Linked DNA regions of Homo sapiens: region 1 is linked to region 2. Evidence: read pairs that join two places in POLR2A ChIA-PET (ENCODE). Cell type or tissue: K562. All regions are shown on one strand.

Evidence for each region. Peaks named below come from ENCODE experiments on the same cell type or tissue, not always from the same donor. Only the 100,000 strongest peaks of a DNase experiment are listed, where the experiment ranks them.
Region 1: POLR2A ChIA-PET joins it to region 2 with 10 read pairs; 2 of 35 experiments call an interaction of 5 or more read pairs at or near these places.

The regions. Positions count from the first base shown.
Region 1 is chr6:43,208,604-43,216,603 of GRCh38, reverse strand. CUL9 (cullin 9) reads right to left here. Exons shown (of 41, transcript NM_015089.4): 27 at 3,310-3,455; 28 at 3,037-3,166; 29 at 2,692-2,891; 30 at 1,278-1,525; 31 at 101-446. Among named protein-coding and RNA genes, the nearest start is that of DNPH1, 17 kb to the left of the region's middle. In K562, a CTCF peak has its summit at 4,384 (motif pointing left); no DNase peak of the experiment used is centred here.
Region 2 is chr6:43,735,539-43,743,538 of GRCh38, reverse strand. No RefSeq gene overlaps it. Among named protein-coding and RNA genes, the nearest start is that of VEGFA, 31 kb to the left of the region's middle. In K562, no CTCF peak of the experiment used is centred here; a DNase peak (open chromatin) is centred at 3,745.

The DNA of each region.
Region 1 (8,000 bases), 530 kb after region 2:
TGAAAATGGCAGTGCTGGGCTAGAACCCAAGAATTCCCAAGGAATTTTGTTAGGGTAGGGCAGAAAGCCAGGGGCAGGAGCAATGCTGGTGGGGCCTCACCTTACAGCAATAGTGCATGCAGCAGAGAGAGGGCAGGTCGTCGTCACACCCCAGGGGGCTCACACAGACGGGGCAGTGGTCAGGCCGTACGGGTACAGCCTGAGCCTGGTGTACGCACAGCCCAGCTGCCAGCAGCAGTGGCTCAGGGTCCTCACTGTAGCTCTGCAGCAGCTGTTCAGCGCCCCAGTGGGAATGAGCCAAAAGGTGCTGAGCGACATCTGGCTCTAAGTTCAGCGTCTCCTGCACCTGACGCACCGTCTGCTTCATCAACCCTTCTACTTCCTGGGGGCTCATGGTGCGGCCTGCAGGCAGCTGTAGAGATGCCAGGGTAGCCACAGCTTCTGGGCTTGTGGGGAGGGAAGAGACAGAAGTCAGTATTCCTGCCCTGCTATCCAGCCTACTAACTGAACCCCACCTGGCCCCCAGCTCCCTCTTTGAGCATACTTGCTCGCTTGCCTAAGCAGCCTCAGGATAACCACCCAAACCAACCGTCAGAGCAGATCCTCCACAGAAGCACCTGTAAATGTCAGGGTGGGGCTGGCTGTTGCAATGACTGGGGACAAAATAGGTATCTAGGGGTCAGGGTGCTAAGAGACCAATAGCTGATGGGACAGTCCCACTGTAGGTCTCACCCCAAATGGTGGCAGCACCTGTAGTGAGAACAGGAGTCTCCATCCTTACTGCTCAAGTGTGGTCTGTGGACCAGCAGCACAGGCAGCACAGAGAGCTCTGCTGTTAAATCTGCATTTTAACACTGGCGCCATGTTGAGGTTTGAGAAAGATTACTCGCGATAATTCACTTTACACATGATGCAAACAGCAGGCATGAAAAGCAGGGCCATAACAGCTTCCAATGAACATTAAAAAGCTTTAGGGGTGCTGGTTGATTAGAGAAATCCTATGGCAAATTCCTCTGTAGAACAAACTTCCTGAAAGTTTGTATATTTAACTGAGTAGAGTACATAGTTAGCACTCAATACATATTTGCAGGCCTCTGATTGGAAAGGGGTGGTGGTGCTGGGAGGGTCAATAAAAACTACCAAAGTCAGGGAAATAACAGGGATAGGGAAAAGGGGATCAGACAAAGAAAGAAGGGAAGTGTTTCTCCACAAGGGATCTTGGCTTTGGCATGACCACCTCTCCCGCCTCACTGCAAGGGGTCAGGTGCAGTGGCTACCTGGGCTTGGAGGTTTCGCTCTGGCTGCCACAGAAAGGGACATCTGCCTGACCCCGGCAGGGCCCCATGGGCTCTGGAGCGGCATACATCAGGATCTGGGGCCGGTCATCACGCCGTTTCACGTAGCCCTGGCCTAAGAGGTGCAGGATGCAAGAGAGGACATCTGTACTGGTACAGGCCACACCCCCAGCAACAGTGTGGCCCAGGGTTCCAGGAGGATTTGGACCCTTCTGCCAGGCCTCCAGCACCTGGATAGGAGGAAAGAAACAAGAAGTCCACTTTTATGTAGGGAGCAGGCTGCTGGGCTCAATGCCCAGCTCTGCCACTTATTTTTCCCCCCCTTTTTTTTTAAGAGACAGTCTTGCTCTGTCACCCAGGCCAGAGTGCAGTGGCCTGATCACAGCTCACTGCACCCTCAAACTCCTGGACTCAAGTAATCCTCCTGCATGAGCCATGGTGTCTGGCAGCTCTGCCACTTACTAGCTGTGTGATTGTGGATTAGTTACTAAGTTTCTCTCTTTTTTTTTTTTCCCAACAGTCTCACTCTATTGCCCAGGCTGGAGTGCAGTGGCACCATCTCTCACTGCAATCTCTGCCTCCTGGGTTCAAGTGATTCTACCGCCTCAGCCTCCCAAGTAACTGGGACTACAAGTGTGCACCACCACGCCTGGCTAATTTTTGTATTTTTAGTAGAGATGGGGTTTCATCATATTGGCCAGGCTGGTCACGAATTCCTGACCTCAAGTGATCCACCCACCTCAGCCTCCCAAAGTGCTAGGATTACAGGCATGAGCCACCGCGCCCGGCCACTACTAAGTTTCTCATACTTCACTGTTCTTATCTGTCAAATGAAATAAAATAACATTTCTAGGATTGTTGTGAAGATTAAATGATGACTTTTTTTCTTTTTGAGACAGAGTCTTGCTCTGTTGCCCAGGCTGGGGTACAGTGGCAGTCTTGGCTCACTGTAACCTCCGCCTCCTGGGTCAAGCAATTCTCATGCCTCGGCCTCCCAAGTAGCTGGGATTACAGGCATGTGCCACCATGCCCAGCTAATTTTTATATTTTTGGTAGACACAGGGTTTCGCCATGTTGGCCAGGCTGGTATCAAACTCCTGGCCTCAAGTGATCCGCCTGCCTTGGCCTCCCAAAGTGCTAGGATCACAGATATGAGCCACTGTACCTGGCTGGATTAAATGACTTAATCATGCAAACTCTTAGCATAGGGCCTGGTTCATGGTAAACACTCATGCCTTATCTTTATCTGCTGTCTATCTGCTCTGTCAGGAACAGAAAACCCAGATGGAAATGTCACCCTACAGAAGTCTTATATTGAAAGAGTTCACTGTGTTCATCCCCAATCCCAAGCATGACTCCCTCCCTCCGCCAACTTCATGGTCCCCTCTCTGCCTACCAGACAAACCAGCTGATCAATGTGGAGGCCCTTTTCCCCATGGGCTTTGAGAATACGAACAAGAAGACAGCTCAAGAGATTCCTCTTCTGTTCCAGGGTTCGGCCTTCATCCTTCTCTACGTTCAGGTATGCCTGGGGAGGTATCAGCCACAGGGCCTCCCCACTGCGCTGGGGCCCAGGCTCATGAAGCCGCAGCACACCTGGAACCCGCTCCCGGTCAGGTACCAGAGGAGGCAGAGGGACAGATGAATGGGGACTAAGATGACCCCATTCTCACAGTCCCCCCATCTTGAGGGCGACCCCCCGACCAGCAGCAGAGGCTCAGCCCGGCCCCCAATGACCTACCCCCGTGTGGAAAGTCCTGGCCCTCATGCAGGGTCAAAGGGCCATTCCCTGAGGTGAGGGGCACGAGTGCCTGGAGCAGCAGCTCTGGGGAGAGGTCAGAATCCTTCAGCAAGGTCTCTACTGACACCTCCTGATGAGCAGAAACGCCCAGTCAGGAGTCAAAGGAAAGAAAAGGAAGAGGGGAGTAAGGATGAAGGAGGAACAGGGTTTAGGAGGAGAACAGCGACAGATAAGGTAGCAGAGAAGGCAGAGAGAGGCTAAGGGCTGAAGCACCTCTGTCTGATTGAATTTCAGCAGCAGCCACATCTGCACGGTGGACACATGCAGTATCTGCTTCCCAAACTGCAGCTCAGCCCGGCCCAGCCACGTCCACTGCAGTCGCCGATGTGGTCCCATGTCCAGGACTGGATGGTTCTGACCTAGGCAAGTGTCAAGGAGAAGGGTGGAGACACAGAATGGGCGAAACAAGGGGTTTAGGGGTTGAGGTGTCAAGCTTTGCTCCTACTAGTCCCTATGGGGAGGAGGGCCCCAGCATTTTCAGACAGAGAGATACCTTGTCAAGCTTCCAGATCTCAGCCTTCCCTGCGCCTGCCTCCCTGATGAGCCACGGGTATCTAGGAGCCCATCCCTAGACCCAGCGCCTAGCCCTGAGCCAGGCAGGTTCCATGCAAAAACACCAGAGAGAAAACACTTGCATTTTGCCCTCAAGGAGCTCACAGTTTTAAAGACCCACTGGGCTGGATCTCTTCCTCCTCCTGTTTCACAGCTCAGGCAAGGTGAGCCTGAGACATCTGTTCATACTGGAAAGCAAGGAAGCTGTCAAAGGGAGAGTATTAAAGGGACTAGGAGCCTGCCTGAGAGATGCTGTCTTACCAAAGATGGGACAATTTGAGAATCCAAAAAAAAAAAAATCCACCTGCAATGTGTGATGGAACCACACAAAATATTTTAAAATCTGTGAGTTCATAATGATATATTTTTAAAAGACCTCATTGGTTTTATTTAAAAGTTACTAGAGAACCACCATATTATTTTTAAAATGAGTTAAAAATAATTGGAAGTGGAAACAATCAAGCCTTTCCTGTATAAACCGGACTTCAGGGTAGATAAACAGTTAGTGAAAGGGTTTCTCTTGAAAGCATTCCAGCTAATACATGAAGAAGGAGTGACAGAACTAGATATAACTATTTCAAAACCCCTAATGAAATGATAGACCTAAGCAATGGTAGAAATGCCTGCCTGGTGAAAAGCTGATGGAAAATTACATGTAATGTATAGACAAGACTGACACACTGAAATCCATTGATCCATCTCAACATCACAAAGGGAGACAGGCTGAACCTGCCTCCTGGTGGAAGGACACATACCACCAATGAAGTGTTCTTGCCTGAGAAATCAAACCCAAATCTGAATAAGCCTCTACACCTACAAATCAGTTTTCAGGAAATAAAGGAGACAGAGGAATTATGCTTGAGGACACCACGTGAATGCAATCAGGAAAATCCAGCCTGTGAATGAATAACCCACTTTCCTCCAGAAATAATTGCAAGGAGGATAAAATGGGAGGTGGAAACCTATAGAGTAAGGGAGATGTAAGATAATGCAACCAAATGCAATGCGTGGACCTTGTTTGGATCCTCACTAAACAAAATAACTAACCAAAAAACCCCAAGGCAATCAGGGAAATATGAGCAATGACTGTATACTTCATACAAGGAACTGCAAATTTCTAAATACTTGATAACTGTAGTATCCTTTTTTTTTAAACAAAGAGTACTTATCTTTTAAATTTTGGGGGTGGGGAATAGATGGGGGTACAGATTGAAGCAAGATTGGCCATGAGCTGATATATGTTGGAGTTTAGTCTGTCTACATTTGTATATGCTTGAAATTTACAATAAAAAGACTTTTTAAATGAGGGTGAAAATAACCCTTCTCAGACAAATAAAAAAACTGGTAGGGTTTTCCACCAAACTCCTCAATGAAGACACTTTTTTTTTATTTGTTTTTGAGATGGAGTCTCACTCTGTCCCCCAGGCTGGAGTGCAGTGGCACGATCCCGGCTCACTGCAACCTCCACCTCCCAGGTTCAAGCAATTCTCCTGCCTCAGCCTCCCAAGTGGCTGGGATTACAGGCGTGCACCACCAGGCCTGGCTAATTTTTGTATTTTGAGTAGAGACAGGGTTTCGCCATCTTGGCCAGGCTGCTCTGAAACTCCTGACCTCAGGTGCTCTGTCCGCCTCAGCCTCCCAAAGTGCTGGGATTACAGGCATGAGCCACCGTGGCTGGCCTGAAGATACTTCTAACAGATGTATTTTAAAAAGAAGAAGGACCAAGAGGCAAAGGAAACGGTGACTAAAGCAATTGGCATGGTGGCAAATGTAAATATCCCTGAATAAATAATAATAATGACAATGTTGGAAGTTAAAAAAAGATAATTCTAAAATATGGAACAACAGTAATAACTAATATGGGAGTTAGAGCTGGAGTTAAGATTTTCTAAGGTCCTTTTATTGTTCAGAAAGGTAGGAAGTGATATTAGCCAATCAATGATGCAGGTTAAAAATACAAGGGTATTCAGTTATAGAAATAGAATGCCTAAGTTCTAAAACTGATATAGACAAAAAAGAAATGTTTTAAAAACAATCAATCAATCCAAAAGAAGAAAGAAAAAGATAGCACAAAAACCCAGGGTAGAATCATATGTATATAGGTGTTAAATTTATTCTTCTTTAAATATAAGAAGGGTAAACAAAAACACAAAATAAGAAGTTAGAAACAGTCAATTAATTAATAATAAATTAATTCATTGAGTTTATTATTTATGAATTTATTATGAATTTGTTATTCATAATAAATAGGCTAAAATTGACATCTTAAAAAGAGATTGTCAGGTTGAACAAAAAACAAATTCTAGGTTTTTATAAGACATGTGCCTAAAACATTAAGGGTATGGCAAAGTTAAAAGCAAAACAATCCCAGGGGAAATTCTAACAAAATTAGAATACTGGCATGATTTTAAAGTATCTCCCCCGACAGACTGCTTATTAATTGTAGCAAGGAGAAAAAATATTAACTATATGAGTGGAGAAAGCAAACAATCTCTTGGCTAGGTTGACAAAATTAACAGATAAAGAAGGGGCAGATGAAAACTGTGTGCTCCAGGGTGTAAAGCCTTGGGAAGTACATGCCTGCCACATACTTAGTATTTTGCCTGGGAATGCATAACCTGAATCTAATCACAAGGAAATATCATACAAACTTAAAACAAGGAACCATTTTAAAAATGTCGGCCAGGCATGGTGGCTCACGCCTGTAGTCCCAGACTTTGGCAGGCCAAGGTGGGCAGTTCACAAGGTCAGGAGTTCGAGACCAGACTGGCCAACATGGTGAAACCCCATCTCTACTAAAAATACAAAAATTAGCCAGGCATGGTGGTGGGCACCTGTAATCCCAGCTACTCGGGAGGCTGAGGCAGGAGAATTGGCTTGAGCCTGGGAGGCGGAGGTTGCAGTGAGCTGAGATCGCACCATTGCACACCAGCCTGGGCAACAGAGCAAGCCTCCATCTCAAAAAAATAAATAAAAAATAAAAACAAAATAAAATAAAAAGTACAAAAGGGTCCGGATGCGGTGGCTCATGCCTGTAATCCCAGCACTTTGGGAGGCTGAGGCAGACAGATCACAAGGTCAGGAGTTTGAGAACAGCCTGGCCAATATGGTAAAACCTTGTCTCTACTAAAAATACAAAAAAATTAGCCAGGTGTGGTGGCACACGCCTATGGTCCCAGTTGCTCTGGAGGCTGAGGCAGGAGAATCACTTGAACCCAGGAGGCAGAGGTTGCAGTGAGCTGGGATTGAGCCACTGCACTCCAGTCTGGGCGACAGTGCAAGGCTCTGTCTCAAAAAAAAGAAAGAAAGAAAAGAAAAGGACCGTATTCTCCAGAAATCTCAATGTCATAAAAGACAAAGAAAGAAAGGATGGGGAACTGTTCCAGATTAAAGGAGACTAAAGAGACATGCCAACTAAATGTTAACAGGTGATCCTAGACTGATCCTGTCCTGGACAAAAAAATGAAGTCATAGAAAACATTATGGGTCAGTTGAAAAAATTAGAATGGCCGGGCACGGTGGCTCACGCCTGTAATCCCAGCACTTCAGGAGGCTGAGGCAGGCAAATCACGAGGTCAGGAGATCGAGACCATCCTGGCTAACATGGTGAAACCCTGTCTCTACTAAAAATACAAAAACAAAATTAGCCAGGCGTGGTGGCAGGTACCTGTAGTCCCAGCTACTTGGGAGACTGAGGCGGGAGAATGGTGTGAACCCGGGAGGCAGAGCTTGCAGTGAGCTGAGATCACGCCACTACACTCCAGCCTGGGCGACACAGTGAGACTCCGTTTCCAAAAAAAAAAAAAAAGAAAGAAAGAAAGAAAAAATTAGAATATGGAGGCTGGGCACAGTGGCTCATGTCTGTAATCCCAGCACTTTGGGAGGCTGAGGCAGGAGTTCGAGAACAGCCTGGCCAACATAGTGAAACTCTGTTTCTACAAAAATTAGCTGGGAGTGGTGGTGCACACCTATAGTCCCAGCTACTTGGGAGACTGAGATGGGAGGATCACTTGAGCCTGGGAGGCGGAGGTTGCAGCTAGCCACCTGAGATCGTGACACTGCACTCCAGCCTGGATGACAGAGTGACACCCCCTCTCAAAAAATACAAGTAAAAGGACAAATTGTATACTTTGAATGGTTAAAATGGCAAATGTTACGCTAGATATATTTTACCATAATTTAAAAAAAGGTATGCAAAAGATTAAGAACTTCTCTCCATGCAAAAACAAAAAGCTAAAGATAGAAAAATATAAACTGGAAAGCCAGTAACCAAAGAAAGCTGGTATACTATTAATACCAGAGAAAAACAGACTTCTAGAGAAAAAGCTTTATTAGAAAGAAAGAATGTCACT
Region 2 (8,000 bases):
GTCTCAACGCACACAGGTCCCCAGCCTGACCCTTGGCAGCCCACGGCAGCCCACTCAGCCCATAAATGGCCTCATCTCTTAGAGAGCCCAGCAGGATCGTTTCACAACCATGTGTGCTCGACAGAGCCTGTTCTTGGAAAGCTGAGGACGGGACAGCTCAGTTCTGGGTGTTGGAGAGGCCTCAGCCCCTGGGGTCTGCATTTGAACCATAAACAACCGTGGGCCTGCTTGGGTAGCAGGGGGAGTGAGGACAAGGTTAGCCGGTGCTCTGCAGCTGGAGGGGAGCAAAGGGCCCCCTGCAAGAGCTCACCACACACTGTTCCCTCTTCAGGGGGACACCCCAGTCTGATGAAGGACAGGCACACCACAGGTCTCCACTGGATGAAGCTGGGATTCAAGGCAAGAGGGATGTGGTGTGGTGGGGGCAGGGGGACATTATAGCCCAGCAGGCTGAGAGGGTTCTGAGGGCAGGGCCACCCCACCGCCTATCACAGTGCCTAGCTCCCCAATAGCACACCACACAAATTTGGGAGGTAAAATGCTATGAATTAAAGGTGAGGCATCAGTATCCTAGTGCCAGATCACCAGTCCTTTTACAACTGGTAGCTGGCCACGTGAGACGGGACAGGTAGGCAGGAAAGAAGCCCAGACCACAGGAGGGAACAATTTGCAGGGTATACACTATATTCTGAGAGCACTAAGAAACAGGGCAGGAAAGCTGAGTGGAGGACAGACGTTTTCAAAGAAAGTTTTCTGGAGAAGGGGCTTGAAACCTGTTTTGAAAGAAAGGGAAAGAGAGGAATTTTGCACAGCACAGAACCAAGACTGTCCTGGCAGAGGGAGCAGGCTCTACAAAGGCCTAGAAGTGCCTGGGAAATGAAGATCCCTTCCCCTGTTGCGGGTGAGATTGGGGATGGTGAGAGAAGCAGAGGAGCTGCCACATCTTCAGGCCGATCCCTGGAAAGAAGCCTCTGATGAGGGATCAGGGCCAATCCCCCTTTGATGTGCCAGTTCGAATAGCTGAGCCTGGATGCTCCTAACAGGCAGGGGCCAGGTGGGGGCTGCTGAAGGAGGGACTTAGCACAGAGACTGTCATGGTGCAGGTGTTCAATAAGTGTCTTAATGAATGGATTGATTGGATGATTGATTGATTGACTGACTCATAGGGGTAATAAGTCAGGGGCCTCACTTTTCTGGGGAACTGGCAAAGGCAGCCTTTGGGCTCAGGCCCCTTCTGATGCCTCCAAAGGTTATAGAGACACTGCAGACTTCACACATGGAACGGCCCCTCCTCCAGGCTGCCTCCTCAGCTTTCCTGGCACCTCTGACTCTAGCCACTGGTGTCCTCAGACCTTAGCCTCTAGAACAATGAAAGATTCGGGAGCTGAAGGACTTTCATATACATATAAAGTCCTTGTACATATAATAGCAACAGCAATAATAGTTAACATTTAATGACAGTTTACTTTATACCAGGTACTGTGCTGATGGCTTTACATCATCTTTTACATCATACATTTATGCCTAATCTCAGAAACCTCAGTAAACACTTCTAAGTAAACACTACAAGATGCAGAACACTATGGACACTATGTCCAAGACAAATGTTGATAGAAATGTTTTTAACTTTATTTTGATTCTCTGACACACATTTTCCACATTTAACATCTGAACTCAGGATGTTCCCCGGGATCAATAACAAAAAGGCACTGTGTCAGAGTTTAATTAGCAGCGGTTTTCCTTCTTAGTGGTGTGTAATTTAATTGTGCGTCTTGCTTTTGATGAAATACAGTTGATTATGTATGAGGTCTAGGTAACTGACCACCTGCCCCTTTCAGCCAACACTGGACGACATAGAGTGTGTGTTTCTCTGATTCCAAACGTGGTTTCTGGGGACAGAGGCTCTGTCTTGGGAGGCTGTCTGTTAGCCTGGGAGGCTGTCTGTTTTCCCTTCCCAGAGCTCCCAATAGCCCCCAGCCCAGCATCCCCAACTCAGGAGGCCTGGTAGATATGGGGTGATAATGATGGGCCTGGAAAACCTTGGGCCTCCCAACAAAGCCCTTTTTTATGCAGCATAGAAGGGGAAGGCTTAGAGAAGCTGCTCTCGGCAGCCTCAGGGAGGAATGGAGGTAAAAGGGAAGGAATGAGATTGCTCCACACTTCACTGGGAACCTCTGGACCAGTGGAAATAATGCAGGCCAGCACTTGGCCACAGGGACCAGGAGCCAATTACAAATGCTTAGCAAACGCTGACCCCTGCCTCCTCCTGCACTTGCTATGCTTACCTGCCAAAATGTGTTCTCTTTGGCCTTTCCCTCTGCCCTCATGCTGGCCCAGGAGGGGAGGCAGGAGCAAGTGAGGAAGTGATCTGCCCCATTGGAGAGCAGAGGAAACTGAGGGCTCGAGGGCCCCTGGCCTGGATCCTGGGCCTTCATTGCTCCATTCCAGCAGAGGTGCCCTGAGCTGGGTGCCTGGGACTACCCTCTGAGGACCCCTCAGCAGGGGATTTCCGGGGTGGCAAGGGTGAAAGGAAGGGAGAAGTGTCTCTTGCCAGGGACTCTCCCACTTGGTCAGGACATTGCCACCACCTCCTCCTCCTATCCCTCTTTTCCCAGGACTCCTCCCCTCAGAAGCCTGTCTTCACCCTCCTCCATTTCCCAGAAGCTGTGTCCTGGGGTCCCAGTGGTCCCTAGACACCCACCGACCAGTGCTTTAGGAGCCTAGGCTCAGCCTGGTTGTGCAGAAGGACAGAGTCTATCACTTGTCCCCTCCCAGCCAGACCTGGGAGTGGAGGCCTCTGCATCTGCAGTGAGGGCTGGAGGATTAGAGTTTTTAATGAGGACCAAGACCAGGGTCTTAAGGGGTTAGAGAAGGGAGCTTTCATCCTGGCCTGGTGGGGGAGGGGAGGCCGGGGTCCCGTGCTAGGCTTCCCAAGCCCAGTCTTTCAGCACCTCCTCCCCACTCCACTGCCTTGGGAGGCCCAGTGATGGATCCTGCTGGGGTGTAGGTGGGAGGCCCCTCCTGTCCATGCCCCACCAGGACGCTGCAGCCAGGGCCTCCCTGAGCCACGTGATCAGGATCCCACTCATAGCTGGGGGTCTGGGAGACAAAGCTGTCCCTCCTTCCTGTCTTACACCATGTGCCCCTGCAGGCAGATTTCAGAGGTATCTTACCCTCTCTCCTGACCACGGGGAGTAAGGAGTAGGTCAATAACCAACCTGGGGCTCCTATGCCCCTGCCTAGTGAAAATGACCCATACCAATGCTAAGAGCTATCCAGGTATTAACTCACATAATTCCTCTCTGGGGAACTGAGGCCCAAAGAGGCCAATAACTGGCAGTCACACCCAGGGAGTCTGACTCTAGAGCTTGTAAATGTCTAGTTCAGTTATCTCTCCAGGTCACATCTTGGATTTGAGGCCTGAATCCTGAGGTTGGAGCTGAGTGAGTGTCTCTGGGGGTGCAGTAGTACAGGAGCTGGGGGTTGACCCAGGAGTGGGGAGTCTCCACCTGGTATGGGCACAGAGCTGGTCCCCAACCTGCCAGGACTATCCCAGTTCCCACCTGGAGGACACAGGGCTGGCAGGGAGACATGTGTCTATTTGCTTGTGTCCCTCCCAGTGTGGTGGGATCGCGTTGTAGGTGGAGCTGCCCTTGGGGTTGTCAGCTGAGCCTGGGCTCCACCGTCCCAGCCCACTCCACAGGGATGCAAGGAGACACCAGGTGGCAGGAAGGCAGTGTCTCCACAAGCCCAGAATCTCTCTGTGAACACTAACCTAGGCACAGAGCCAAGTGATAAGGGCCATATCTTCTCACCATCATATCTCCTGCCCCCGGCACAATGCCTGGCTATCAAAGACACTCAGTAACTGCTAAATGAATGACTGAGAAACATAAAGATCAATGGGGCACGGATCTGGCCTCCAAGAGGTGACACTCCAACAGGACAGTCAGTCATGTAGACACTAACTGTAACACAAGACAGAAAGAATGCAGTAGGAACTCAGCTGAGGGAGAGATTAATTCCAGCTGTGGGACTAGGGAAGGCTTCCCGGAGGAGGCAACATTTGAGCCGTCTAATAATAATAGTGATGATGACGGTTTATACCTATTGAATGCTATGTGTCTGGCATACTTCTCAGTGCTTTGCATATATTAACACATTCATTCTTCATATTACCACCAGATGTGGATACTATTAATATATCCATTTTACAGATGAGAAAACTGAGGCCCAAAGCCATGTAGCTATAATAAATGAGCAGAGCCATAATTTGAGCCCGATTCTGGCACAGAGGCAGGTATAGGACAGTCCTATACAACGGAATGGCAAAAAGTACAGTTTGGCTGGATGAGGAGGTTGCAAACTGGCACCCCGTGGACCACATCCCGTCCTCAGACATGTTCTGTCTGGCCCACCCGCATTGGCCTGCACAGCGTCCTCAGAAAAGGTGCAGCCCATCACCAAAGCCAGAAGGTAAACAGTGGAGTGGGGGTGGGAGGATGGGCTTTGGAGTCTTAAATTCCAGAAATGCAACAACCATTGAGAAGTTGAGTAGCACACCTCCTCCCATCGCCCCACCCTCATCCCCATCCTTTTCTGCCCCAGTCCACTTCCCTTGTCCCCAGTTACCTGTCTAGTTCCTGAAGACATTTAAGTTTGAGAACCTGGAGTCAAGCCCAGGGCACGGAAGGGAGCAGCAGCAGATAACCACGGGAAGGTACCTTGAGGTCTGAACACAAAGGGCCTTGAACACTGACCGGGTTAAAAAATAGGGGCTTCATGTCGGCAATAGCTCTGTAACTGCAGCCCCTCTAACCACCAGCAGTGTGGCAAGAAGGGCATGCATACACACACACTCACACACCATACTCACAGACACACCACACACACACAGACACCCCCACACACACGCACAGGCACACACACACACAGACACACACACACCGACACCACACACACACCACAGACACACACACAGACACCACACACACACACAGACACCACACACACACGCAGACACCACACACAGGCACATACACACACAGACTCACACACACACAGATACCACACACACACACAGACACCACACACACACACAGGCAACACACACACACACACACACAGGCAACACACACACACACATAGATGCCACACATACAGACACACACAGACACACAGACACCATACACACTCACATACACAGACACCACACACACACACACAGAGACACCACACAACAGATACACACACAGAGACACATACAGGTGCCACACACACACACAGATGCCACACGCACAGACACACACACAGACACCACACGCACACACACACAGACATGCACAGATGCAGACACACACAGACACCACACACACCACACACACACAGACACCACACATACACATAGATGCCACACATACAGACACACACACACACACACACACACACACAGGGGCTGAGATGGTCTAAACTGGTGTCAGCTGGATCCTGAGTCTCAGGAGAAATCTGGCACATGTCGTCACAACCCCAGCCTCCCTCTCACATCCCCGCCGCTCCCAAGCCCAGCCCTCAGTGGGACCAGCTGTGGCCACATCAGCTCCCCCTCAGCAGGCTCTCTCTCTCTCTTTTTTTTTTTCCTCTCTCTCTCCTTTGCACAGAAGGGAGTCCCAGAGCCAGTTCCCTTGCCCGGAGATGTTCCCAGCCCCAGGAGCTCCCAACCCCTTTGCAGGCTGGCTGGCCAGAGAGAGAATTTCGGACAGGATTTAGGCCTGGAATTTCCCTCCAAATGGGCGGTGTCGATCAGGTGAGCCAGGTTGCTGGGCTGGGGGCTGAGTGGAAAAATTTTATCTGTCCCAACCCCTTCTCCCGATGACTCAGGCCCACAGTGGCAGTGAGTCTGGGGAGGGAACAAGACAGGAACCCACAAAAAAATTTTCCCTTGTCTCTCTGGCTCTGCCACTGCCCAGCTCCCCTCCCCCATTAAACACACGCCCCACCTCACCACTCACTACAGCCACTGCCCGTACCTGGGCAACAGCCATGGAGCCCACACATCCCAGGCCCTTCCTAGCTCCCCTGGAGCAGGGCTGCTGGCCCACCGCCACTCGGGCCTTCCCCACGCCAGGCAGCCTGGACGGAGAAACGTGTCCCTGATGAAGGCCAGGGTGCACACTGGGGTAGGGTTGCCAAGTGTTACAAATGAAAATACAGGACACCCATGGGCCCATGCAATATTTGAGGCCTACTTATACTAAACATTTATTTTTTGCTTATTCTTTCTATGCAGAAGGGAGTCCCAGAGCTGAGGACTCTGAAATTCATATTTAACTGAGAAGCCTGTATTTTATCTGGCAACCTCTTGTGAGGGGCAGGGGTGGGGGTGGGGAATACCTAAGGCACCCTCTACACCCAGGATCACCCATTGTGCAAGACCTTCCTGTGCCCCCACCGTGTCACCCTACAAGGCCTTTGGCCTCAGGGCCTCTCTCAGCCCTTCCAAGCCCCCAGGCACCAGACTCTCTGAAAAGGAGAACCCCGGCACCCCAAATCAACACCAGACAGGGAGCCAGCAAGGATGTGGTGGAGGAATTTTTGGGGAGTGATTGTGCCTCAGGATACTCCATGCCCACAGCCTCCAGCTTCAGCTGGAAGGCCACAGTGGGGAAGGGGGCCCACAGCTCCAGGGGACCTCTTAGACACCCCTGTCTTCTACTCTCTTAAGTTTCTGCCCAAATCTGCCCCTCACCCACGGTCTGGTTGAAAGTATGTCTCTTTCCCTCTCTTCTTTTTTACCCCACATCCCTCCCAAAACACTCTTGCCCATGACTTTGTAATATTCCCCATCTCAAAGCCCCAGGTGAGGGGCTTTGTTGAGAAAACAGGGAAGCAGGCAAGAATTGAGTTTCATCAGCCATTTCTTCCTTCACCAGATGAGCACCTCCCATGTGCAGGCACTCTGTTAGGCCCCAGGACAGCAGCACCCAAGGCCTCACAGTGCTCACATCCCGGTGGGAGGCAGAGGACTTTCACCTAGCAGTGAGGGAGGGGCTGAGGCAGATGAGAGAAGGACAAAGGGCCATAGCTGCCTTTGGACTTGCAGATGCACCTAGCCAGCCACTGAGTCTAGGCTGCGGCTGTTGGGGGCTTCTCCCCCTCCTCCTGGGATTTAAATTGGGACTCTGTTGGCCCTAACTGTGGGCTGGCTGGCTCTAACAGTAAGCTCCCTGAGGGCAGGGCCACAGCCTGCCTGCCCCTGTGTCAGATGTTCTCTGGAGATTGAGGTGTTTTGACTCAGGATTGATTGACAATTGTCTTTGTGGCAGCAGCTGCCTCCGGCCTTGGGGTGAGGGATGGGTAGAAGCTAAAGGACCCTCTTGTCCCAGAGACCCACCCTCTCTTTCCTGGAGATTCCCACACCCACCTGCAGTGGAGAGGGCAGGGTCAGGACCCATTGTCCGGATGGAAAGACCAAATCCCAGTGACTCACCTAGAGTCATGCAGCTCATGGGGGAAGGGTAGAACCAGGAGAAGAACCTGGCAGGTTCAGAGCACCCCTCAGGGCTCCCACAGCCTCCCTACCTCCACCCACCTGCAGCCTTGTCTGGTGATGCTGTCTGTTTCAGGCAGCTCAGGCTGTTATAACCAAATACTACAGACTGGGTGGCTTACATAACAGATGTTTATTTCTTCTAGTTCTGGAGGCTGGGAAGTCCAAGATCAAGGTGCTCGTGAATTTGGTTTCTGATGAGGATTCTCTCCTCTTCCTGGCTTGCAGACAGCTGCTTTCTCACAGAGACAGAGAGAGAGAGACAGCCAGAAAACTCTCTGGTATCTTCTTACAGGGGCACTTATCCCACCATGGGGACCCCACCCTCATGACTTCATCTAAACCCAATTACCTCCCAAAGGCCCATCTCCAAATACCATCACACTGGAGTTTAGGGCTCCAACATATGAATTTGAGGGAATACAATTCAGTCCATGTCACTGGGCAAGAGGGA